Linked DNA regions of Mus musculus: regions 1 and 2 are each linked to region 3. Evidence: chromatin loops called from intact Hi-C (ENCODE). Cell type or tissue: left cerebral cortex. All regions are shown on one strand. Region 1 holds the start of Mastl (microtubule associated serine/threonine kinase-like). Region 2 holds the start of Acbd5 (acyl-Coenzyme A binding domain containing 5). Region 3 holds the start of Pdss1 (prenyl (solanesyl) diphosphate synthase, subunit 1).

Region 1 (8,000 bases), 260 kb before region 3:
TAAATAAAAGTAACTAAAAAATTAATACTTTTTATAAAAAAAATTGGTATCAACAAGGAGCAATATGGGAAGTACATAGCAAATATGTCATGTTTTAAAATGATAACCAAATAAATGAATACTCTTAATATATACAGCAAACAATAAAAGCCAGAATTAGCTGCCTTTAATTACAAAGATAAGCTGAAAGCAGCAAGCATTGGTATAAATGCTTAAATGAAAATATCTGACCAAATATATGATTAAAATTCACCATACCAAAAGGCTTTCTCATATAGTTCAGATTCGGCTTAACTATTACCTCACTACTGGGAGCTTCATGCTCAGGAACTGTATCTCGATGCTGTTTTTGAGAAACAGGTGTATTGACAGAAACAGATATATTTTTTGGTGAATGGAAAGCATTGATGAGATGACTGAGAGGAATTGTAACCTAGGAAAAAACAGAAGTTCAAATTAAGCAGTCTAATTAGAAAAATAAAATAACAGAAACAATCTGTTATTTTCTAGTCAGAATTTAGACCTGTTAACAGTTAAAAGTACACCAGATGTCAAAATTATGGCGAGGCTGGGATACAGCTCCATGCTAGCACCCCTCATCAGTGTAAATGATGATCTCTGAGCTCCAGCACCACATACACAACACAAGCACATACACATACAGAGATCGGCATAAACATAAACATACTCATTTACTGCTGACAGGAAGAAAATTGGTTTGTTCTTTCATGACACTAGCCTGGATATATTAGAATCCAGGCATGGTGGAACACACTTTTTATCACAGCCATGCGGAGGAAGACAAGGCAGATCTCTGAATTCAATGCTAGCTTGGTCTATATAAAGTTCAAGGCCAGTCAGGAGGACTACACACTGACACAAAAATTAATTAACTTGAAATACATAGACTTTCATTCTCTAAAGTCTACTTTCTAGAAATTTATTCTAAGGAAGTAATTTGACAAATGATGCACACTAATAAAACAATTTTTTTCAACATAAATTTAAAACAAATGGGAAAAAGCTGGAGAAAACAACTATTAGGGAGGGGGCAAAATAAAGCTTCACAAACATTAAAAGCAAAAGTTCACACCAAGAATTTTCTGATTTTTTGCCACCATCTTGCTCTAAATCCCACTAGCTAATCTGTTTCTGCCCTTCCCCAGCTGTACCACACTACCAGCAAGAGATAAAAGTCACCATCATGAAAGTCTGCTAGGTCATGCTTCTGCTTAAAATCTAACACTTGTAGAACTTGAAAATCTTCTACAGTTTGGTTTTTATATTACCTCACTTCATAACATGTCCCTTCATTCCCTGTGTTAGAAATGGCTCAAAGAACACATGAAAACACTTTCCTTACATTTACCAGCCATAAGAACATCTGAAAGAAGTACATATGGCAAGGCCTGGAAAGAACACCCAGTGGAGGACACCCTCTATGGAGTTACAATGTAAAACCCTTCTGCACAGGAACTCACCACCCAGCGGCTCAACAATTACTGCCTCCAAAAGTGGGAATTACAGTATGATGAAATTATCTGGTCTGACTAGTCCCATTCCAGGACTATTTGCAGATTCAAGTTATCTCGTTAGGACAAACACAAATGTAATCCATGGAGCTTATGAAATCATAAGCTTCATAACTCAAGAAATTCTAAGAATACAACAGAAGCTTGGCACAAGGAAGACTACAAAAATTAAGAATTTCTTTTGTTGTAGCATATTATCCAACTAAAAGATAAACTCCATATGGCAAGTATTTTTTCTACTTTAGTATTCTATGTTGCAACCCATGACAAGTGTGAATACAGAGAATGCTAAATAGGCATTTTTGTTAAGTGAATAAAATAATCGGCTCTGATTATAAACCAAGTCTAATAATTTAACTAATTCAACCCCTGACATTAAAATTAGCCAGTGTTATACTTCTTGCTGTGAACGCAGAGTCCCTTTAAAAATTATGCTTAATTCAGTTTCCACTATAACAGCAGTAAGAGGTGGAAGGCGATTAGCTAGGAAGAATAGCACAGAACTACAAACTGCTCTGTGCTACATGGGGTTGTACAAAACCCACAATAAGCAAGTATATAAGCCATGGAAATCCAGTCTTTACGCCACCAGAGTGGGTTTCCCCCTTGTTCTTTTGCTCTTCTACCATGTTATGCTGTCTACCTCATGATGGTATACTATTCACCATGCTTTCTTCATATAAATTAATATTATATTCAACAGTCTCTATCAGACATCTTTAATTACTAAAACTTCTCCAGACACTGTCATCCTAAAAAAACAGCATTTTCTTGTATCAAGCTGACCAACACAGAAATATCACTTTCCACCATCTCTCCCACTTACACTGAGTGAAATTCTATTACTTCTTTTCTTCTCTACTTTAATTTTTGTGAGACAGGTTGGCTGCCAAATCCTAATCCTCTTGACCCTCTCACCAAGTCTGGAATTAGAGGTGCCACACTAGACAAAGCAATTTCTTTTCCATAATTACTGAATGCCTTTCCTGTGTCAGAGCAACAGCATCCTTAAATCTACAACACTTACACTTTTGCCCTTTCATATTCTCCACACAAGAAGCCAGAGCAAGCCTCCAAATGACAACCTGGTCACAGAAATCAAATGAATCGAACTCTGTAACTGCCTCAAGGCTTCTCTCCAACCTCCCTTTAGCCACTCTGTTCTTGCCACATGGGCCTGACTTTTGTTCCTCACAGGATTTTATATTTATATTTTTCTGTCTGCCTGAAATTCCCGTTTATTTATTTATTTATTTACTTATGGTTTTTCGAGACAGGGTTTCTCTGTGTAGCCCTGACTGTCCTGGAACTTACTTTGTAGACCAAGCTGGCCTTGAACTCAGAGATCCGCCTGCCTCTGCCTCCCAAGTGCTGGAATTAAAGGCGTGCGCCACCACGCCCGGCGAAATATCCGTTTATTGTTCATCTTTATTTCCAGTGACTAGGAGAAATCTACATTTGCTTGGTTCGCTTGCTGCCTAAGTAGCAGCTAAGCAATTCCTTTCTCCATTAGTCTACCAATTCCATAGGAACACAAAAAGAGGCAGGTAGTAAGATGTAACGAACATTTGGGGGGGCAGTCTTTTGAGACAAGTCTCACTATGTAACATCTCTAGATTCTCTGCCTGCCTCCCAAGGAATAATCCTCAAGACAAGTTGATGGTGCATCTGGTGTGATGGTGGTGGGAGCCATGATCCCAACACTTAGGAGGCCAGCCTGGACATAATAAGGACTAGGACAGCAAAGATAGACAATGAAACCTCGCCTCAAAAAATAAAATATAATTAATTAATTAATTAAACATTGTTAACACCTTCCCCCCCAAAAAGAAAACAAATTTTAATGAAACAAGGAAAAATTAACATAATTTGGGTCCTGATTTTTTAAAAAATGTTTAAAATTTAATTGCAAGAATCTAATGATTCAAAAATGTGCACAAGTTAATTCTACCCAGAAAGAAAGAAATTGTGATGCTATTCGAATTATTAGAGTATGTTTGAACTAAATTCGGCTTGAAAGGAAAAAAGGGTAATCAGAAATAGATGGATGGAAAGAACACTGTCTTCTTTACCTTTCTCGCAGATTTCACAAATCCCCATCTCAGACTGTCCAACCCTAAACAGTCCCTGAATTGTCAACAGAAATTCTGTGCAAGCCAGTGGATACGCTATGTGATGTTCACCACGGTTAGTGTCAGGTCATAGTCTCAGCACTGTCCCCTGATCTCCTTTTCAGCCTGCGACTCAAACAGGGTTCGTCGCTTCCCTCACTAATTTTGCTTCAGAAACACCGATTCTACTACAGCATCCGGGGAAAAGTCGCAAAAGGGACGCAGGAAAACGCCTGAATGCTGGGCTCACCTGAGGCTGCACAGTGCTCGACAGGGAGAACATCTCCGGGCCCTCGAGATCTTACCGGCCAGCCGAAACTGCTTCTTAGCTTCAGCTCCGAGGAAAGGGGCTGAGCCCTTTTATTTTCTCTTTATTTCTCTTTGCTTTTCTCCCAGTTTCTCCCTTACTCCTCCCAGAAACGAAAAAATGGCTTCCCCTCCCGACAGCTGCTACGACGACATCTGCCCCGGAAGACCATAGGTACAGTGCTTCCGGAGCAAGCCTCCGCGTTCACCCCGCCCCCGCCCGTCAGCGCTCCGCCTCTTCCGGGGACTCTGTCACTTTGGGGTGGTTTTTCGAGGTTCCTATCACCACCTCCACAATAAATTGGATGTTCTTCTAGTCGCTCCTACTCTGTTTCTGAATTCAGTACGCGGTCAAACGCACTTAACGCTCACCCAGGCTCTCCACATTCTGTGGCTTCGCTAGCTTCCACACATCATCCCTAGCCATTGCTTTACTTAACAGTCGGCCTGGCTTCTAGCTCATGCGGAGGGAGGGAGAACTGCAGATCTTGACTGAGACTCGGAAGGACCCCACCAGACTACATAAAGTCTTAGTCCCTTGCTCATTGGCCAGAATGCACTGCCTCGTCACAAAAACAGCCCGTGTATCCGCGGCTGAGCCCCGCCCAGCGCCCCTTCCGGCAGCGCCGCCGGCTCCGCCTAGCGCTCCGCAGACTGCGCCCAGCAGTGCCGCCGGCCCCCACCCGTCGATGCCTGCTTACAGGGAGCCGGCAGAGCGCAGACGCGCGGTGACGTCACGGGAGGCGTCCGGCGTAGGCGAAACCTTTTGAATCTAGCTGGCGGGAGTTGCTGCTGCAGGGCGAGCTGTGCAGCAATGGAGTCCGCCTCGGCAAGTGAGGAGAATGAAGGAGGTGCGGCGATAGAGGAGTGCGTGAGTAGGATCCCGGTACCAAGACCACCCTCCATTGAGGAGTTCACCATAGTGAAGCCCATTAGCCGTGGTGCATTCGGGAAAGTGTACCTGGGACAGAAAGGCGGCAAGTTGTACGCAGTGAAGGTAGGCAGTCAGAAGCGAGAAGGTCTTAAATGGTCCTCCCTCGCGGACCTCCCTTTTGAGTTGTTGAACAAACTCTGGAGCTGCTGTACCACTAGCCTGGAATGCCCGGCTTACAGAAGCCTGCACAGTCCTGCTTGTTGACTGTGGGCGTTTAGGCAGACTGCAGTGAGCAGGTGTCTGTCCTTTCCCTTGCCCTGCCCTTCTCTGTATACTGAGAATCATTAACCCAGTGAAAATAGCAAAACTTACCCAACTGTGCCCTGGCCATTGTTAACAAATGAGAAAACTGCGACTGAAGGCAGAGGCTTGAAGCCACACCCATGACTCCTGAGTCATGTTTCAAATCAAAACGGCCTTAAGTACTTGTTGGTTATGTTTTCCTTGTTTGACATACATAATAGCCGAAATCTTGCTATCACAAACAAGATTGGTTTGTAGACAGTTCAAATCTCACTCTTACCAAAAGGAAGCTGCATTATATTCGAATTTTCTGTGACACAATTTATATTGTGAAAGTTTTTAATTGTAGTATTATTTATTTAAAGTATCACCGGGATTGTGAGTTTGTTTTGCTTTTTTACTAACTTGAGCTTCACCTGGATTAACTTCGGTACTTTGATTACGTTTGTAATGGTCACTTTCCGATGATGCTTTAATTCCAGCTCTTTGATAAGCAGGAGCAAGTGATGCAAAACCAAAATTTTTGCTTCTCAAGATTTCCATCGTGATACGTAAGCTGTAAGTTCATTTATTATAGAGCAAGTAGAAAGAAATGTGTCCTAAATCAAGCGTTTCTTATCTATATGTGATCGTAAAAACAGTCAGTGTTCACTTAAAATTGTTCTGTCCACCCTAGCTTCTCATTACTACTTTGTAATGAGAACATTACATTGTAAACATGACAAAGGAGGCTACTGGCTGGCTCAGATTCCTGGTACCCAGTGCTTGGAGACTAGCACACAGTTAAGATAAGCAGCCCCTTCACCTGACTACCTAAATGACCTCTTCCTTTGCTTCTTTCCCTTTAATAGTACCAATGTCACCTCTACCCTTCAGGCTAGAAACTTGAGTTGCCCTTATATATTTCATCAATACACCACATACCCTTTGTTCCTGTTGTCCCTCTGGAAAAAAATGTTTTGTTTTTGTTTTGTTTTGCTTTTTTCATTCACAAGTGGATTTCTCCCCACTTACTTGTTCAGTGATGACTTTTGTAAATTAAATAGTATTGAAAACCAGTTTTAGGGGCTGGTGAGATGGCTCAGTGGTTAAGAGCGCCGACTGCTCTTCCAAAGGTCCTGAGTTCAAATCCCAGCAACCACATGGTGGCTCACAACCAGCCTAAACGAAATCTGATGCCCTCTTCTGGAGTGTCTGAAGACAGCTACAGTGTACTTACATATAATAAATAAATGAATTTTTTAAAAAAAAAAAACAGTTTTAAGGAATAGTTCCATAGCCCAAAAAATTACCTTTTTGCCTATTCACAGTACCTCTTCCCTTAATATGTCAGCAGGTAACTACTATCCCTCTTCTCTCTGTTTTCTGTCTCTCTTTGACAGTCCCAAATAGCCTCAGACATATGATGGAACTGAGCATGACAAGCCTTAAATTACTGATACGTATGGCTCCATCCCCTAAGTGAAGCGACTACAGGCATGTACCAACAAGCCCTATGTACCAACTCACCTTCTATCTCTGCAAGATTGCCTTTTCTGGATAGTTCACATAAATGGAATCATACAATGTATGGTCTTTGATGTCTTCTTCTTCTTCTCTTCCTCTTCCTCTCCTTCCTCTTCCTCCTCCTCCTCCTCCTCCTTTTTCATTTGCCTGGTGGTTTGAGGCTCATCGGCTTGAATTTCTGTACTTAGTTGGTTGGAGTAGTTTCCTAACTAGAATCATTAACTTTACTTTAATCCATTCTTTAGGTTGCAGTTTGCAGGCCAAAATCCAGGGTCCTTAAAAATTCAGTCAGATTCCCAATTTTTGGCCCTTGATCTCTACTTTATCTTCCACCTAACCTATATTAAAGCAACATCCAGGCAACTAACTGGTCCCTCAAAGCCATGACTTATTTCCACACCTCAGGACTTAAGTTTATCCTGCTTCCTTCTTAACTGCTTTTGTTCTACCTTTCTAGGCTTTTCAGCCATTGTTTTGTTTTGAGGTTTACTTAATTCCCGGGAAACCTTCTCTGATTTTCCAAACTCAACTCACTGAAATTGTTACTTTGTATGTTGCTGAGATATTTGCTTTTCCTTCTCTTAACACCTCAAGCAGTCATTAATTATTGATACGAAAACACCAGTTAATCTCTCCTGAAAATATTTTGGGTACCTTGGCATGGTACCACCTCATAAGCTTCATAGAGCTTCTGCCAGTGAGATGATAGGTAGAATCATGTTGTTGGCTTGATTTGTTAATCTCTCTTCATTGCTGGGAGAGAGAGACCTGGGGCTTTACCGCTGTTAGGTTAGTGGTCTACCGCTGATCTACATCCCTAGTCTTTCCCTTGGTTTTCATAAGGAAAGGAGGTAAAGCTAAAATGTGTCATGTATTTATCATTTTATTAAATACTTTAATGAGTGCCTTTTTCTTATGGTAGTAATAAACATTCCAGTATTTTTTATTGTTCTTTATGAGTTTCTCATCATGCATGCCAATCCCATATTCCTCTCCCCATCCCTTTATACCCACCTTCCATCATTGCACCAACCCTCCAAAAGAAAACAAACAACATCTCATTGTGGAAGCTGTAGTGTGTCCCACAGTATAGCCTTTTCCCACACTTTTTACTTACAAATGGTCATTTCGAGGACTTTGGCTTCTGCTACACTATCAATATTGGATCTTCACCAGGACCTCTCTTGGATATATCCTGTTGCTGCCCTGTGTCATGGAAATCCTGCAGTTTTTAATCTGTAAGACCAGTCCCTTCACATGCTACAGCAGTTCATAGGTGGTGTAGATGTTGGGGTGAGACAACTCAAAATCCAGATTTGGGTGGTAGCTTAGCTGGTTAGCCCAGCAGCTCTCCCACACCCACATGAC
Region 2 (8,000 bases), 170 kb before region 3:
GAATATATATTAAATATACTAAGTGTAAGACAGCATTACTTCTGTCCTAAGGATGTTCCTATGACATAAGCAACAGATGTGTTTAAATTTACATGTCTAATAACTAAGAGTCTATCAATCCTTACATAATTAGGTTTGTTTGTAATTTTATTTTTTCAAAGATTTATTTTATGTATGAATACACTGTAGCTGTCTTCAGACACACCAGAAGAGGTCATTGGATCCCATTACAGATGGCTGTGAGCCACCATGTGGTTACTGGGAATTTTTTTTTTTTAAGATTTATTTTATTATATTTAAGTACACTGTAGCTGTCTTCAGACACACCAGAGAAGGGCATCAGATCCCATTTCAGATGGCTGTGAGCCACCATGTGGTTGCTGGGAATTGAACCCAGGACCTCTGGAAGAGCAGTCAGTGCTCTTAACCACTGAGCCATCTCTACAGCCCTGTAATTTTATTTTTATTTGTGCACTACGATTATAGATATGATCTACCATGCATGGCTTATACTAGTTTATTTATTTAACTGCTTATTTATTTGTATTTCTTTATTTATTGGCAGTATTGGGGACTGAAGCTTGGCCTTCAACATCCTAAGTAAGTGCATGCCAGTACTGGAGGAGGCCAGAAGAAGGCAGTGCACTCCCCAGAGCTGAAGTTATAGGTGGGATGGGCACTGGGAAATAAACTTGGGTCTTCTAAAAAGCAGCAGCACTCTTAACCAAGGAAGCACCTCCCTCACCCTCATTACTGTAAACTATAAATAAAAGTTAGGCAAAAAATAACAACAGCTTCAAGATCTCATTGCAAAATAATTCAAAGCCAACCAAATAATTTAAAATAACTCTGGAAAGACAGCATAAAGGCAGAGCACTTGCTTCGGATGTTGAAAGGCCAAGGTTCAATCCCAAATACTGCCAATAAGTAAAGAAATACAAGTGAACAAGTCACTAAATAAAGTATTACAAGCCATGCATGGTAGAGCACATCCAAAATCCTAGGACTCAGAAGCAGGAACAAGAAAATCTCCCAAATTTGAGGCCAGCTTGAGGTACACAGCAAGTTTTTGTCTAAAAAACAAAATACAAAAAAAAAAACTACAAAGATATTTAGCATCATTGTAGCAGATGTTGTTCAGATATATCAGTTAGCTTTAGGGACAGTGCATTAAGTGCTGACTAGCACACGTGCCTTTTTGTCTTTTTCCACAGGGAGGGGGGTTGTCTCTATTATTGATAGCTTCATGCCTGCTAAATGCCTACTCTGTCATCCAGCCAGGCCTGCCCCCACCCTTTTTTCTTTGAATATTAAACTCAAGGTCCCTGGCAACCTCTATCACTGAGACACAGCACACCACATCTGTTGCAAGGTCCATTTAACAAGTTTATCTTAATTTCTCAATACAAAAAAAAACAAAACAAAAACAAAAAACAAAACAAAACACCTTGGATCTTGCTTTGTAACCCAAACTGGGTAGCCTGCATTCCATTATATATAGATTTCTTAATACATAGAATATAAAATAATGAAGTAGTAAGAATAGAAAGATTGGGTCTAACATCAATTTTCAAAGATATATCAAATGCAGGGCTTAGAGAAGTGAACACACTACTTACATGAAATTCTGAAATCATACCTTCCTATAAATACTCCTAGTGGAACATTTAAAAAATCTCCATATCTGGAGCTGGAGAGGTGGCTCAAGTGTTAAGAGCACTAGCCACTCTTCCAAAGGACCTGCGTTCAAATCTCAGCGCCCACATAACAGTTCATGATCATAACTGTAACTCCAGTTCCAGGGGATCGGACATTCTCACACAGACATACTTGGGGGCAGAACACCAATGTAAATAAAATTTAAAACAATTTTTTTAGTAAATGTCTAATTGAGTTCTTATGCTATTTTCTTTTTTGTTTTTTGAGACAGGTTCTCATTATCCAGATCAGACTGGCCTTGAACTCGTAAGATCCAACTGCCTTTGCCTCTGGAGTCCTGAGATTAAAGGCATCCATCACCACACTGGTCTTATTACTCCTTCCTTCCTTCAGCTTATTTGGACTTACCCTTTAGTCTTCACTGTGTTCTCCTCCAATACAAAGTGAAACATAGACAACACCATGGAGCCTAGAGCTTCTACACAGTAAGCAAGTGATCCACTGCCAAATCAAAGCTCCAGCCCTCCTGATCCTCCAAGAAAGCTGGCATCGCAAAGCAGCCTGTGCCACTGATTCTGAAGGTGTGCAGGAACTAAATAAGGGCTTTGTACATGCCAACACATGCCCTACAAGCTTCCAAAACTATGCCTCCGGAAAATTTCTTACTGGAATGAACTATGCTTACTACTAATTTTTTAGCCAAATGATGATACATGAAAAGTGGGAAGATAGCTGGGCAATGGTGGCACACGCCTTTAATCCCAGCACTTGGGAGGCAGAGGCAGGCGGATTTCTGAGTTCGAGACCAGCCTGGTCTACAAAGTGAGTTCCAGGACAGCCAGGGCTACACGGAGAAACCCTGTCTCGAAAAAAAAAAAAAAAAAAAAAAAAGAAAAAGAAAAGAAAAGTGGGAAGACATTAAATACTATACAAATATAGTAATGTTATGTTTGACTTGGCCTACAAATCTAGCACACACAATAAAAATGCTTAAGATAATTTTAATCTAATTTATTATGAAAAGTAAATCACAATGCAAATGGATATAAAATTTCAAAGTAAAAGTCTCTCTTCCCAAGCTTCTCTATTTAGAACACTGAAAAAAAAATTTAGTGATGGAAAAAAAAATCCTTAACACTGGTCAGACAAAATTATAAAAAGTTTTACAAGCTGTTGCCAGGATACACACAAAGAAAACCGTACCTGACACATCATAGTCAAAATAATCATTTTACACGAGAATATAGTTGTCCTTTCCTTTCCGCTTCATATCAAAGTTTCTGAAGGTTCGGATTACACTTTTGAGTTAGGTAGCACCAGACATCCCTCCCCAGTTTTTGTTTTTGTTTTTTAACTTTCCCAAATCCACAGTCATTAAGTGATAAGACTTGTTCTCAAGAATATAAACTACTTAAAACCTAGATAATACGTCGCCTTTGGCCTCAAAAATCAGCGGTAATTAATTAGCATTCAATACCATTCTTTCAATTACATTTCTTTCAATTACATTTCTTTTAATGACAGAGCGAGAGGGGGCGCTAAATAAGGTAGACTAGAAGCAGCTGGAAAAGGTCTTTTACCTAGAGCCCACTGCACATACCATTTTTCGGCAAACTCTGGATCACCTTCACGGCCGCCTCAAATCTGGTTTCATACACTGACGGTGTGTCCGCCATCTCCAGCTGCCAGCGCCGGCCTCGGTCCCAAGGTCTGTCCGCGGTAATCACACAGCAGCAGCAGCACCAGCTTCCCCAAGAGCCTGCATGAAACTGAACACCGAGCGCAGCAGCGGATTAATGACAGGAGCATAGCTGGTCAATTCCCCTTTGCCTGCCCAATCAAGGCCACATCAACTCAGGTGGCCCGGTTCCTTCCTCCTTCGTGGGGCGTGTCTAAGAGTACATCCCAGCCAACAAAAACAGCCAAACAACTCACCGCGAGGAAGAGCATCTCTAGCAGCAGGCCTTGGAGGTTGAGCCGCCCGTGATAGCGGACCCTTTCTCCCACCCGGAAGATGCCGGCCAACCAATCACACCCCCCATTCCTGAGAAGTTCTGCCGTCGGTGGGCAGCCGCCCCACAGCCCCGCCCCAGAGTCACCGGAGGACCCACTAGCCTCCGCCGCCGCGGCCGCCGTGCAGCAAACCCCACCCACCCGCTCCGCCGCGGTGACGTGCACGGGCTGCGCGTTCTCAGAGGAGGGGAAAAGAGGCTGCAAGGCGCTCCGGCTGGGGTTGGTCTGTGGAGAACCCGGTGCTTGTTTATGTTCGGGCTGAGGACAGCAAGCCTGGTGACGCGCTAGGATTCTATGCCAGGTCCTAAAGGTGGCCCCTGGATACCGCTAGTGTTTAAAGAAAAGAAAAACACAAGAGTCGGTGGTCCTCAATGCCTAGCCTCGGGGTTAAACCGGAGAAGGGAGTGAATCATAAAAGTGGCTTCAAAACTTCTTTTGACATTTACTCTCTGTGACCTAGGAGAAGGCACTTGACCTCTTCTGTGGATATACAACACGCTAAAGGGGAGAAAGGGAGGATTAAGGGCAAGGATGGAAGGGCTTAGCCCTGGCCCCCAAGTCTGGGACAGCTTTCACCGTCTGGCCCCAAGGGTGGCCGCGGAGAGAGCAAAGGTGAGCGGTGGCGGCCTGCTGCGCAACACCTCCACTACCCACTCTCCAGGCCCAGGAGACAGGCACAGCCACGTCCAGCTCCGCCGGAGGCTAGGGATGGAGATGGTCGGTGAACAACGTAATGCCCGCGTTGTAGGCACTTAGGAAGCTCCCCGCAGGCGTAGAGTGCCGTGGCCTGGAAATCTCAAGGACGCCCCGCTGGGAACGTCAGTTTTGTCGGTTTAGGATGGGTTGGGAAGATTACTCGTAAAAATCTAGTTGCGAACTATAAGTCACTCTTCCCTTGGAGCCGCGATGTCGGCATTTACCTTGATATAGCCAAATGACTGGCAAGGCCTGTCCGTTTTGTCTCGACGCCTGCCCCGCACCTTGCCCCCGCGGGCTTATGGGAACTGTAGTCCCCCGGCGCTTCCGGACACCTTCCTCTGTAGGCTGGCGTAGTCCCCCTCCGGTTCCGGTTCGGTTTTTCCTTGTAGCCCACCCTTCCTGTGTGTGGCGGAAGTTCCTTTCTTCCGGATTGCGTTTGGGGCGTCTCCGAAGTACTTCTTAAGCTTCGAGCAGAAAGGAATCCTCTGACATAGCTTGTTTATCTGGGTATTGAGAACAGTGTCGTCTGAAGAGTTCTTTCAGGGCTCATGCGGCCTGTATTCAAAAGTACCCCAGAAACAGTTCCGGACTCACTGATCGTTTAATCAAAAAGACCAAAGGCACTGGAGGAACGCAGGCTTCACTAGAGAACCGCTCCCTAGTACTTCACCGCCTTCATATGTGTGATGTTTGGCAAACGTATGATCTGTTTCAAAAGCACTGTAAGGTGTTGATAGATGAGGAAATGATAGTTGACTTGCCCAAGGTCCTAAAATTTAATGATTTAGCAAGCGAGTGTCAGTCAAATCATAAAACCTGCTATGAATATGTGACTTGTCCTAATCATGTAAAAGGGAAACACAAGTTTTCTAACCTTCTCAACATGAGAACGCTTTGTGTGTTTATCTTTGCCTCACCTACTCTTTTCTTGAACTTGGGTGCTTCTCAGTCACTCCTAGTATACTCAGGTATATATATTCTGAAAAAGTGTTGGGTGTTTATTTTTAATACTTGATTTCGACAACTGCTCATTAGACTTATGTAATGAGCTACCCTACTGGTTCTGTAGATCATTAGTTACTAATGACAGACTAATGACAGCATATTTTGCCAGTGATTGCACTGAATTTATTTATTATAATTTGTTGTTGTTGTTTTCAAGACAGGGTTTCTCTGTATAGCCCTGGCTGTCCTGGAACTCACTCTGTAGACCAGGCTGGCCTCGAACTCAGAAATACACCTGCTTCTGCATCCCGAGTTATGGTGTTTCATCACTGCAATAATAACTCAAACTAACACAGCTGCCTATTACTTGAGAGAAGTTGCACGTAGGATAGTTACCAAGATGTGGAGCAGGAAGTAGAAGAAAATTGTGGGAATTTAACTCATGGGAATAAGTTATAAATGGATAAGAGTAGAAGCTCTGATGTGATATAGTGGAATGACTAGATAATCATGTGTGGTATGTTTCAAAAACTGGAAGGAAAATGTGATGTTTTTATTTCAAAGAAAAAATTCAAGGAGATAGATAGCTCTGGTTAAGAGCACTGACCACTCTTCCAGAAGACCCAGGTTCAATTCCCAGCACCCACATGGTGGCTCACAATGTCTGTAACTGTAGTTTCATGGGCTCTGACACCCTCTTCCTGCTTCCTTAGGTACCAGGCATAGATATACCCAAAACATGTACCCAAAACACTAATACTCATTAAAAAACAATTATTAAAATATTTAAATATCTTGTTTTACAACATTATGAACTAACCAGTACCCCGGAGCTCTTGACTCTAGCTGCATATGTATCAAAAGATGACCTAGTCGGCCATCACTGGAAAGAGAGGCCCATTGGACACGCAAACTTTATATGCCCCAGTACAGGGGAACGCCAGAGCCAAAAAGGGGGAGTGGGTGGGTAGGGGAGTGGGGGTGGGTGGGTATGGGGGACTTTTGGTATAGCATTGGAAATGTAAATGAGCTAAATACCTAATAAAAAATTAAAAAAAAAATTTAAATATCTTGTTTTAAATTGATGTGTTTAACCTAGTTTAAATATTATAGAATGTATGTATATATGTAGATATAAAATATATGATCACATAGACATATACATTTTTCACATATTCCTTAAAGAAATTAATTTTTTTTGAAAGTAATGAGTCAAGGGCCAGTGATATGGCTCAGTGCGTAAAAGTGCTTGCCACCAACTTAACAACCTGAGTTCAGTTTCCAGAACCCACATGTTGGCAGTCAAGAACTAATGCCCAAAAGTTGTACTCTGGCTTACACATACACAAGGGAAACAGAGACATGAGAATCACACCCTTAACTCAGGAGTTCAAACAAGCATTTCCAAAATAGTGAGATTCTCAGCTAAAAATAGAAAGAGAGATGGTGTTGCATGACTTTAATCATAGCACTCAGAGAGACAGTCAAGTTTCTGTGAGTTCAAGGCCAGCCTGGTCTACATGGTGTATTCTTGTACAGTCATATTGACAGACCCTGTCTTTAACACAAAAAAAAAAAAAAAAAAAAAACACCACCAACAACAACAAAACTCTAGAGATTAGTCTCAGTACTTCAGAGCACTGGTTGCTCTTGCAACGGATCCAAGTTTGGTTCCTAGCACTCATGCAGGGGTTAACAACCTCTAGTAACATCAGTTCTTGGGGATCCAATGCCCTCTTCTGACTTCCTCTGGTACCACACAGCCATGTGGGGTATATATCTTGTAGGCAAAACACTCACACTGGTAACAAAGAATAAATACATCTGATTTTTAGAAAAGGTCTTGTTTGGGGTTAGAGAGCTCACTCAACAGTCAAGAACTGCACTGCTCCTCTATAGGACCAAAGGTGAGTCCTGGAGCCCACATTATGGGGCCCACACCCACCAGAAACTCCAGATCCAGGAGATATGACTCCTCTGACCTCTACAGGCACATGCACATGTGTGCAGATACTCACACAACAGGCACACACACATACACATATTGAAAATATTTTTTTTTTTTTTGGTTTTTTGAGACAGGGTTTCTCTGTATAGTCCTGGCTGTCCTGGAACTCACTTTGTAGACCAGACTGGCCTCGAACTCAGAAATCCACCTGCCTCTGTCTCCCAAGTGCTGGGATTAAAGGGGTGCACCACCGCGCCTGGCGAAAATAAATTTTAAAAAAGCAATTTGTAAGCTTTGTTGATTTAACATGTTAAGTCCTGCTGTAATATATTCATGAATGTGATAGATGGAGTCAGTTCCCAAACTGTCTTCTAATTATGTGAAGTTACAATTCTAACTGAAAATTTGATCCCATGAGACACTGTTTAATGTCTTTAAGTATTTTTGTATATTACTTAATTTGCAGTATTCTTCTTTGTTTTTTGTTTTTGTTTGTTTTTGGTTTTTCGAGACAGGGTTTCTCTGTATAGCCCTGGCTGTCCTGGAACTCACTCTGTAGACCAGGTGGACCTCAAACACAGAAATCCCCCTGCCTCTGCCTCCCGAGTGCTGGGATTAAAGGCGTGCGCCACCACTGCCCAGCAATTTGCAGTATTCTTGATTATGCATTGCTATAGATGTTTTATTTTTAAAATACTTTTGGTCTTAAAAACATAAAATGCTACATTTATGTGCC
Region 3 (8,000 bases):
AGACAGGATGAAAGCATTTTAAAAACTAATTTACTAATCTAGTCTGGCAAGGGCTTTTATATAAAATATGTGAAGACACTTCTTGGAAAAAAAGATGAATATGAAAATAAAATGTGTGTTTCTTGATAATAAAGTGTTATATGTTTTAAAACCTTTTTTTTTCTTTCAAAGAGCTTCACAACTACAGTTTTGTTTGTCCCATGACAGGATCTCACTATATATCCCCAGCTGGCTTCAAACTCACAGATTTACTGTCTCTGCCTCCTGAGTGCTGAGATTAAAGGTATACACCATCATATCCACATCTGGTCATAACTAGGTTTTTAAAATTATACTTATTCATTTATTTATTTTGTGTGTGTATCTTTTTGTACATAGGCACATGCCATGGCACATATGTGGAGGTCAGAAGACAACTTGGAGGTTCTCTTCTTCCACCATGTGGATCATGAGGCTCAAGTTCAGGTCATCAGGCTTGACAACGCAGGCTTTACCCAGAGTCACCTAACCAGCCCACTTATTTTAAAAGTTAGAAAACCTGGATTCCAGAAAATTCAAGAATGAAGAACTGACTGACAAGCATGATTATAATTATAAGCAAAAAATACCCTCAGAACTGTGCATATCGTCATCTCATTAAAAACCTCTACGTAGAGCCGGGCGTGGTGGCGCACACCTTTAATCCCAGCACTTGGGAGGCAGAGGCAGGCGGATTTCTGAGTTTGAGGCCAGCCTGGTCTACAGAGTGAGTTCCAGGACAGCCAGGTTTGTACAGAGAAACCCTGTCTTAAAAAAACCCAAACAAACAAACAAACAAACAACCCTCTATGTAAGCATCCAAAAGTAAAACACATAGAGACAAAAACAGGGTTTAGAAACACAGGAACCAGCGTTACAAGTAGTTATTTTGAACCAAATAGGATTGGGGTGTGTGTGGGGGGGGGGGGGTCTTGCTTTAGTTACTCATTTTTAGTATGTATTTTCTGACTTTGCCTGAATGAACCATACATTGCTTTAGCTGTTAAAAGAACACAAATGTTGACTTTGCTAAACAGTGGCTAAGAAGACTGAGGTCTGTTGTCTCCACCACTGCATTATCTATTCATTAAAATATTAAGAACATTTATGAGTTACAGAAAATTATAATGTTCCCACAACATAGCAGGAGTTCTCTCTTTTGATTTTACCATAGGACAGCCCACTTTCCCCCCTTCTGGGATGGGCGTCTTGATATGTAGCACAAGCTGCCTTTGACCTCACAGTCTGGCTGACTCAATCCATAGTAGCTAGGATTACAGGACACTCTTTAGACAATATACTTACTTCTTTTGGTCTCCTTAAGTAGTTCATATACAAATGTAATGCTTTATTATGGAACATATAAATAAGGATCATGCCTCCCTCCAATGCTTTAAGACAGCATCTTATTACACAGCCTAAGTTGACACTGAATTGATCCTTATGCCTCGGCCTCTCAAGTGTTGGGTTAGCATTAGTGTACCATTCCGCCATAACAAGTGACATCTTAATGGAAGAGTAACAGCTTTCAATCTAAGAGTTAAAACTGCATGATTAATACAGGCTACTCTCTGCCACTAGGTAGCTTAAATACTGTTAATTGCAGTCTTAGAGGACAGAGCTTGGTGAAAATATCAAAAATTTCTGGCTGGGCCACTTTGTAACATTTTTCTCTCTATAACTACTCTTAGAAATTATATATATATATATCACATACACATTATACATAGAATACTCAAACATATTATACATACATATATATATATAATTAACTTGAGAATCCAATGTACAGCATACACTTATTTTTATTTACTCTGCAGTCCTTGGGCTCAACTCAGAACTTTGCCAATGACTGGCAAGTGTTCTACCACTGAACTATAACTATTAGTTCTGCAGAAACACAAGATAGTATCTATTCAATTATATTCTCAGGTCCTCAGTCAACCTGTATTCTACTTAGAGCTACCTCAGGGCAGTGTTTTCAAAGGGAAAGAATCATGTTTTAAAATGGCAACCAGTTCTTTACAACCAGTTCTGGGGCTCACTGAGGATGGCAGTGAAAATAATTTTTCCACTTCAGATTCTATTCCCTCTCTATATCATTTACTCGCTTTGAAAGGCAACTCTGCCCCTTAAGATGTTTTTAAAGTCTCATACAGCCCAGTTTGGCATTCAACTCACTCTGTAGCCAAAGATTACCTTGAACTCCTGATTTCTAACAAATGCTAGTATTACAGACCTAGTTGAGAATTGACTTTTTAAAATAAGAGAAAGTGCTCAATATGAATTAATGACAAAATCGGGTGTGGTTGCTTAGGTCTAATGCACTGCTATAGGGATAGGGATGGGGGTGGAAACTGAGGCAGGACTACTATAATGTATCTGGGGCCATGCTTAGCTTGACAGTAAGTTCTAGGCTACTCTGGGCTACAGTACGATACTATGTTGGAGAAACAAATTTGTTTTAATAATTGTCCTTAAGTCTTGTAGTCCTTGAGAGACCTGAAGTAATGAAAGCACTCATGTCTGAAGTAGACACCTGAATTCTAAATATGTTTATAGTAGAAAGTTAACACATGAATGAGAAAAACATGATGTTGGACGGTCAAGTAGTCTCCCTTTTTGCTCAAGGAAACGGATATGGATGCCAATGACAAAGATTCTTTCCAGAAAAACTCTTTTCACAGGTGAGGTTTCTTTTCTTTTTCCTTTCCTTTTTCTCCTTCCTTCCTTCCTTCCTTCCTTCCTTCCTTCCTTCCTTCCTTCCTTTCTATAGAGATAAAACCCCAAACCCTCTAAAGTCTAGCTTGCAGTATCAAAATGGATCCCTACAAAGCCTATCTTCCTCTAAGATTCTTCCTACATGCTCTCTTTCTCTTATTTGTTATTCTTTCTATTTAGAGCAGCTTGCATTTTCTCTCCAAATTCTTTTTTGGATAATCCGTTTTATGCATCTTGTTTAGTACAAGCCACATATTTATAAATGTTACACATCTCCTCCTAGTATAGAGTTTGATAAGTACACTGACATATGAAATGTACCAAATAGTACTAAAATTTAAGAGGTGGGTGATTATTTTTAAAATGAAAGATGAATTACTTATACAATTACTCGGTGGCCGGAAAGGTCTCCAAAACCCAAAGTGAAAAAAACACTAACTTCAAAAGTCAGTCTGCAGATACTGCCAGGTAAAGCACGGCACGGACTGACCCAACTCACACAGAAGCGAGAGTCATTTACAGGGCTAAAAACCAAAAGAAAATGAATTTGTAATCAAACGCAGTAGGAGACAGTTTTAAGAATCCGCAATTACTAATTAGATAATGATTTTACTTCAAAGAAGTCATAGGTCTCTCATGACACCCTTCGGCTCTTCTCCTTCTAGTGTCCTTCCAGCGCCTTTCAGGCGTGCGTTCTCTTGTAAGCACCTGCAGCACTGAAGTCCACCCTGGCTAGCATCACTTTGCGTCGCTACAACACCCTTTCCGAATTTTGAGGCTAACTGGATCCGAAACCCGAAATTGCTAGGAAAGTGAAAGCAGAGGTCCCTTTGGCTCTGGTTGTCCTCTCGACACACCCGGGTAGCCCCGGCTTAACAGGGCTGCGCTCCGCCGCTCCCTCTACCTCAACCCCAATGTCTTCTGGATGCCCGATCAGCAGCTCCGCACTTCTGGCCCCGCGACTAGTCCCACTTCCCGGGTGTCCCACCCAGTGGGGACTGCAGGCCCCGGCGCACGTGCGCATCCTCCCATTCATTGGATCGCCGGCTGTCATTGGCATGGTGACCTCTACGCCGCGGACAGCGCGCGCGTCCCGGCCTCACCTGCGCGCGGGTGTCCGAGGCGGCACGTGTTCCGAGAGGCTCCACACAGCCAGGTCGTTCCCGCCGCGGGCTCCCGACCGCGGTCGGCCTCCAGGAGCAGCCACGCCGCCAGCACGACCAGCGCATAGCCATGGTTCAAGTCTGAAAGTCGCGGCGGGCCGTAGCTCCGCCTCTGCCCCAAGCCCAAACCCGGAGCCGGAAGCTGGGCACCGGAAGCGCGAAGCCGCACCCTGTTCCCCACCCGGTCGCCTGTCCTCTTCAACCCTCCTCGGAGCCACTGGCTCTAGTCGGGAGCCGCGTCCGCTTTTATCCAGAAATGTGCGTCCGAACTGTTGTCCTACGCGGGACAAAGCGTGCAGAAATCTGGTTCCGGTACCTGCTAACCCTGAGGCCATTGTTTTCGCAATGCCAAGCTCCGAGTGGACGTGCCAACTTCCTCTAATTAGTCTACGCTGTGGGTTATTGTGTAACAGAAGCTAAGTTGACCTTATCTCTTAGCTTTTGGACTCTATCCTGAAAGCCTTAGAGATGTATACATGCATAGTTTAGCGGTTTTGTTCATGTCTGGATATGGGAGACCAACCCTTGGATGTAATGAACTACGCAAAATTAATTTTTTTTCGTTATCTTATCTCGCCGTGTAGACCAGATTGGCTTTGTATAGACCAGATTGGGTTCAAATTGACCATCCTGCCTCAGCCTATTGCTGCTGAGATTACCGACCTGCGTCCCCATTTCCAACTCTATTTGCTAATGCATACAGTGCAGCTCAGGATGCTCAAGAAAATGTTTTTATTGTCGTTGTTTCATTTGTTCATTTTGCCTGTCGCATGTCGGATTTATTCCGAAGTTGAAACAGCATTTTTATAACACTTTCATCAAATGATTATACATGCTCGTAATAATCTTACGCCATAATCTTAGGTGGAGGCAATGAGAGGCAAGCGCTGGGGAGACTGAAGAAGTTTACTGCCTTCCCATGTTGATGTTTTTTTTCCCATTCATTCATTAATTCATTTTACATCTCGACCCCCCTCTCCTCCCAGTCTCCCTCCTAGGAAGAAATAAACCAGCTGTAATTTTCTGAATCATAATTTTTTTTCTTGTTTGCAACACACTTAAAGAGGGTTAACCCTAAAGTTGAGCTCATTATTTTCTTATTAGGTTTCTATGTTAAAAATGGAGGTTATACATGTATGAAACTTGTCAAAATAAAACGTTTGCTGTTTAGGGTTTTGACTGAGTGGTTGGGTGTTTTCCTAGCATGCACAACATCCTGGGTTCCATCCCAACACCACAAATTACTTAATGAATGAGTGAATGAAATAATCAAATAGGTAGGCTTTGCCTAGATAAGTGTAGCAATAAATACTTTCATGTTCTTTTGACAATGTTATGACCTGTGGTATATTGTTATTGGTAATCTTCCTTTGCAGGTAGGGCAACAGGAATAACCCACAGGGAGAAGGATAGCAATCCACAATTCTGCTGGGCATTTTTTAATGTAAAAATTATCCAGATTAAAACAAAAGCCCTGGCTCTTAAAAAGAAGTTGTAGTGGGTTGTGGTATAAGCAAAAGAGCACGTTCCTAGTATAGTCAAGTCCCAGGTTAGACCCTCATTACCAACACAGACACAAAATCATTGAGCTGTAGTATCCAAGATGCAAGATAACTAGGAAATATATGTGAAGTCATTTAAGGCTTCTAACACTGTTGTGTAGCTAAACTCTGACTCCTAATAATCTATCAAGAAGACACACATAATTCATAGATGTTTCTTTTGACCCAACTAGGCTAGCCAGGAGAGGGAGTCTGATCCTGGAGCAGGTGTTTGGGAGCAGCTGAATATGGGTGCTGTGAACTGAATTGGGGTCTACGACATATGAACCTAATATAAAATATGAAAATAATGTGTTCAGCTTTAGGCCCAACATTTTTAAATGTAAGTATGGTGCAGAACAAGAAGAAACATAATTCACAAATTTGCAGTTGGTACCTTCCTAAGAGTCAATATTTGAAGGACATGGTTAGTTTCTTCAGTCTCCTTTGCATTGTCTCTAATCCACTCCTTATATTTAGGGTGTTGCACACGATCTAGATAATATGTTTTGTAAGCAGGTGATGAGGCACTCTGTCCCCCCCCCACCCCCCACCCAGGTACCAGCCATAAAGTGGATCTAGTATAAAATGAAATGAAGTTTGTTTTAGGGCATGGGAAGGGGGGTTGAGAAGGGAGTAGAGGCAGAGAAAGAGAGGGGACATTGGGGGGGGTGGGGAGGGAGAGAGAGAGAGAGAAGGGAAGAGGCCTACAGAGATCACTAGAGAGGGGGAGAGAGGACAGGGAAAGAGAAAGAGGCCAGAGATAATAAAAAGGGAGGGAGGGAGGGAGGGAGGGGGAGAGAGCCAGACAGAGAGACTGACTAAACAGTTCTTTCATAGCAAGCCTGGCTTGGACCTGAATGTTGCTTGGTGACTGTTGGGCAGAGCCTAGAAGAAATGCTAAAACTAGAAACAACTTTGATCTCTGTCACTGCACTTATGTAAACGAAACAACCAGTCTTGACAGGTAAGAACAGGTATAGTTTGTAATTAAACCATTTTTAAAACTGTCATCTTAGTTTTGGAGGGTTGGCTAGGCTTTTAGACATTTGTCATATTGATGATTTCATTGAAATATCTTTGGTAGGTCCAATAGTCAAGGAAAAATTATAAACATACTACCACATACCATTGCATATATGTCTTGGTTCAGGTACTACATGAAACATTCAAATGTTATTAGATAAAAGATCAGTGAATTATCAACACAACCCTACCTTAAAAATGCTAATGCTTGGCTATTGATGTCATTCTGATGTGCTTACATGTACACCTAGATATAATGGAGTGACTTGAAATATGTTAAATTGTTAGAATGAGCTATTTTAATGATACATCTTCTCACTTGTTTCGTTCATATTTTTTACAATAAAAGTATTCATTATCAGAAATAGGAAACATTTTTAGATGAATGAGGTATTTATTTACATTTAAATAGGTTCACTTTTTTCCTTTTTTGAGACACTGTCAGGCTGACCTGGAACTTAGAACCCATTTTTTTAGCTTCCCTAGTGCTTGGACTGCAGATGTGCATGGTCACTCTTACCGCTATTTTAATCTCTCTCTCTCTCTCTCTCTCTCTCTCTCTCTCTCTCTCTCTCTCTCTCTGTGTGTGTGTGTGTGTGTGTGTGTGTGTGTGTGTGTGTGTATGTATGCATATGTGTTAGTGTGCCCAGGTGGCTGGAAGCATTAGAGCTCCTAGATCTGGAATTACAGGCAGATTGTGGGTGCTAGTAACCAGACTCAAGTCCTGTGTAAGAACACTAAGTGCTCTTAACTACTGAGCTGTCTCCCAAGCCCCCTTTGCCTTATTTTTGAAGCATAGTGATAATATGGATGTTTCCTTTCAGAAAGAGGAAGAAAGAGTTGTCCTCCCTTATTTTTTAAGCTTTTTAAAAGTTTCTTTCTTTAAATACTTCTATTTAAAATTTTGTTAAAAACATTTTTTTCAATATTTTTTATCATATTCTTTTCCCTACCACAACTCCTCTCAGCTCTCCCTCACTTTCCTACTGACCCAACCTTATGTTCTATTTCAAAAGACAAACAAAAACAGAAAACGGGGAAAAAAAAACCCTCCAAAACTCTGGAAAAAAACAAAAAAAAACAAAGAAAAGTAAGACACCCCCCCCTCCCCAATACCACCAGGTATCAATTACAAAAAGCTTCTTGGTTAGGGGTGGGACTTTGTATCCACTTTCCCTTCACAGTGCTGAGGTTTGGTCTGGTTTGAACCTGTGCAGGTCTTGAGCTTGTTGACACAGTCTCTGTTAGTTCATATGCATATCAGTCCCTTTGAGTCTGGGCCTCAAATCATTCCACAAAATAGAAACAAAAGGTACTCTACCCAATTCATTCTATGAAGCCACAATTACTCTGATACCTAAACCACACAAAGACCCAACAATGAAAGAGAACTTCAGACCAATTTCCCTTATGAATATCAACGCAAAAATACTCAGTGAAATTCTCACAAACCGAATCCAAGAGCACATCAAAATGATCATCCATCATAATGAATGAACATCCAAGGATGCAGGGATGGTTCAATATACAG

Evidence for each region. Peaks named below come from ENCODE experiments on the same cell type or tissue, not always from the same donor. Only the 100,000 strongest peaks of a DNase experiment are listed, where the experiment ranks them.
Region 1: a loop joins it to region 3, with 6 times the contacts of the local background. A loop is called at or near these places in 10 of 42 quality-filtered maps.
Region 2: it touches region 3 in a loop (8-fold over the local background); 11 of 42 quality-filtered maps call a loop at or near these places.

Annotation. Positions count from the first base shown.
Region 1 is chr2:23,152,625-23,160,624 of GRCm38, reverse strand. Mastl (microtubule associated serine/threonine kinase-like) reads left to right here and starts at 4,601. Exons shown (of 12, transcript NM_025979.4): 1 at 4,601-4,946. The coding sequence starts at 4,764. Yme1l1 (YME1-like 1 (S. cerevisiae)) reads right to left here and starts at 4,120. Exons shown (of 19, transcript NM_013771.5): 1 at 3,894-4,120; 2 at 302-433. The coding sequence starts at 3,926. In left cerebral cortex, CTCF peaks have their summits at 4,359 and 4,558; DNase peaks (open chromatin) are centred at 4,185 and 4,605; H3K4me3 peaks cover 2,724 bases; H3K27ac peaks cover 1,165 bases.
Region 2 is chr2:23,064,879-23,072,878 of GRCm38, reverse strand. It overlaps Acbd5 (acyl-Coenzyme A binding domain containing 5), which reads right to left and starts at 3,807. Exons shown (of 14, transcript NM_001355637.1): 1 at 3,595-3,807; 2 at 3,260-3,428. The coding sequence starts at 3,609. In left cerebral cortex, CTCF peaks have their summits at 3,201 and 4,727; DNase peaks (open chromatin) are centred at 3,819 and 4,712; H3K4me3 peaks cover 2,638 bases; H3K27ac peaks cover 2,504 bases.
Region 3 is chr2:22,891,605-22,899,604 of GRCm38, reverse strand. Pdss1 (prenyl (solanesyl) diphosphate synthase, subunit 1) reads right to left here and starts at 4,083. Exons shown (of 11, transcript NM_019501.3): 1 at 3,843-4,083. The coding sequence starts at 3,974. It overlaps Gm52503 (a long non-coding RNA gene), which reads left to right and starts at 6,235. Exons shown (of 2, transcript XR_003953772.1): 1 at 6,235-6,410. In left cerebral cortex, a CTCF peak has its summit at 3,120; DNase peaks (open chromatin) are centred at 3,774, 4,088, 4,536 and 6,310; H3K4me3 peaks cover 2,122 bases; H3K27ac peaks cover 1,493 bases.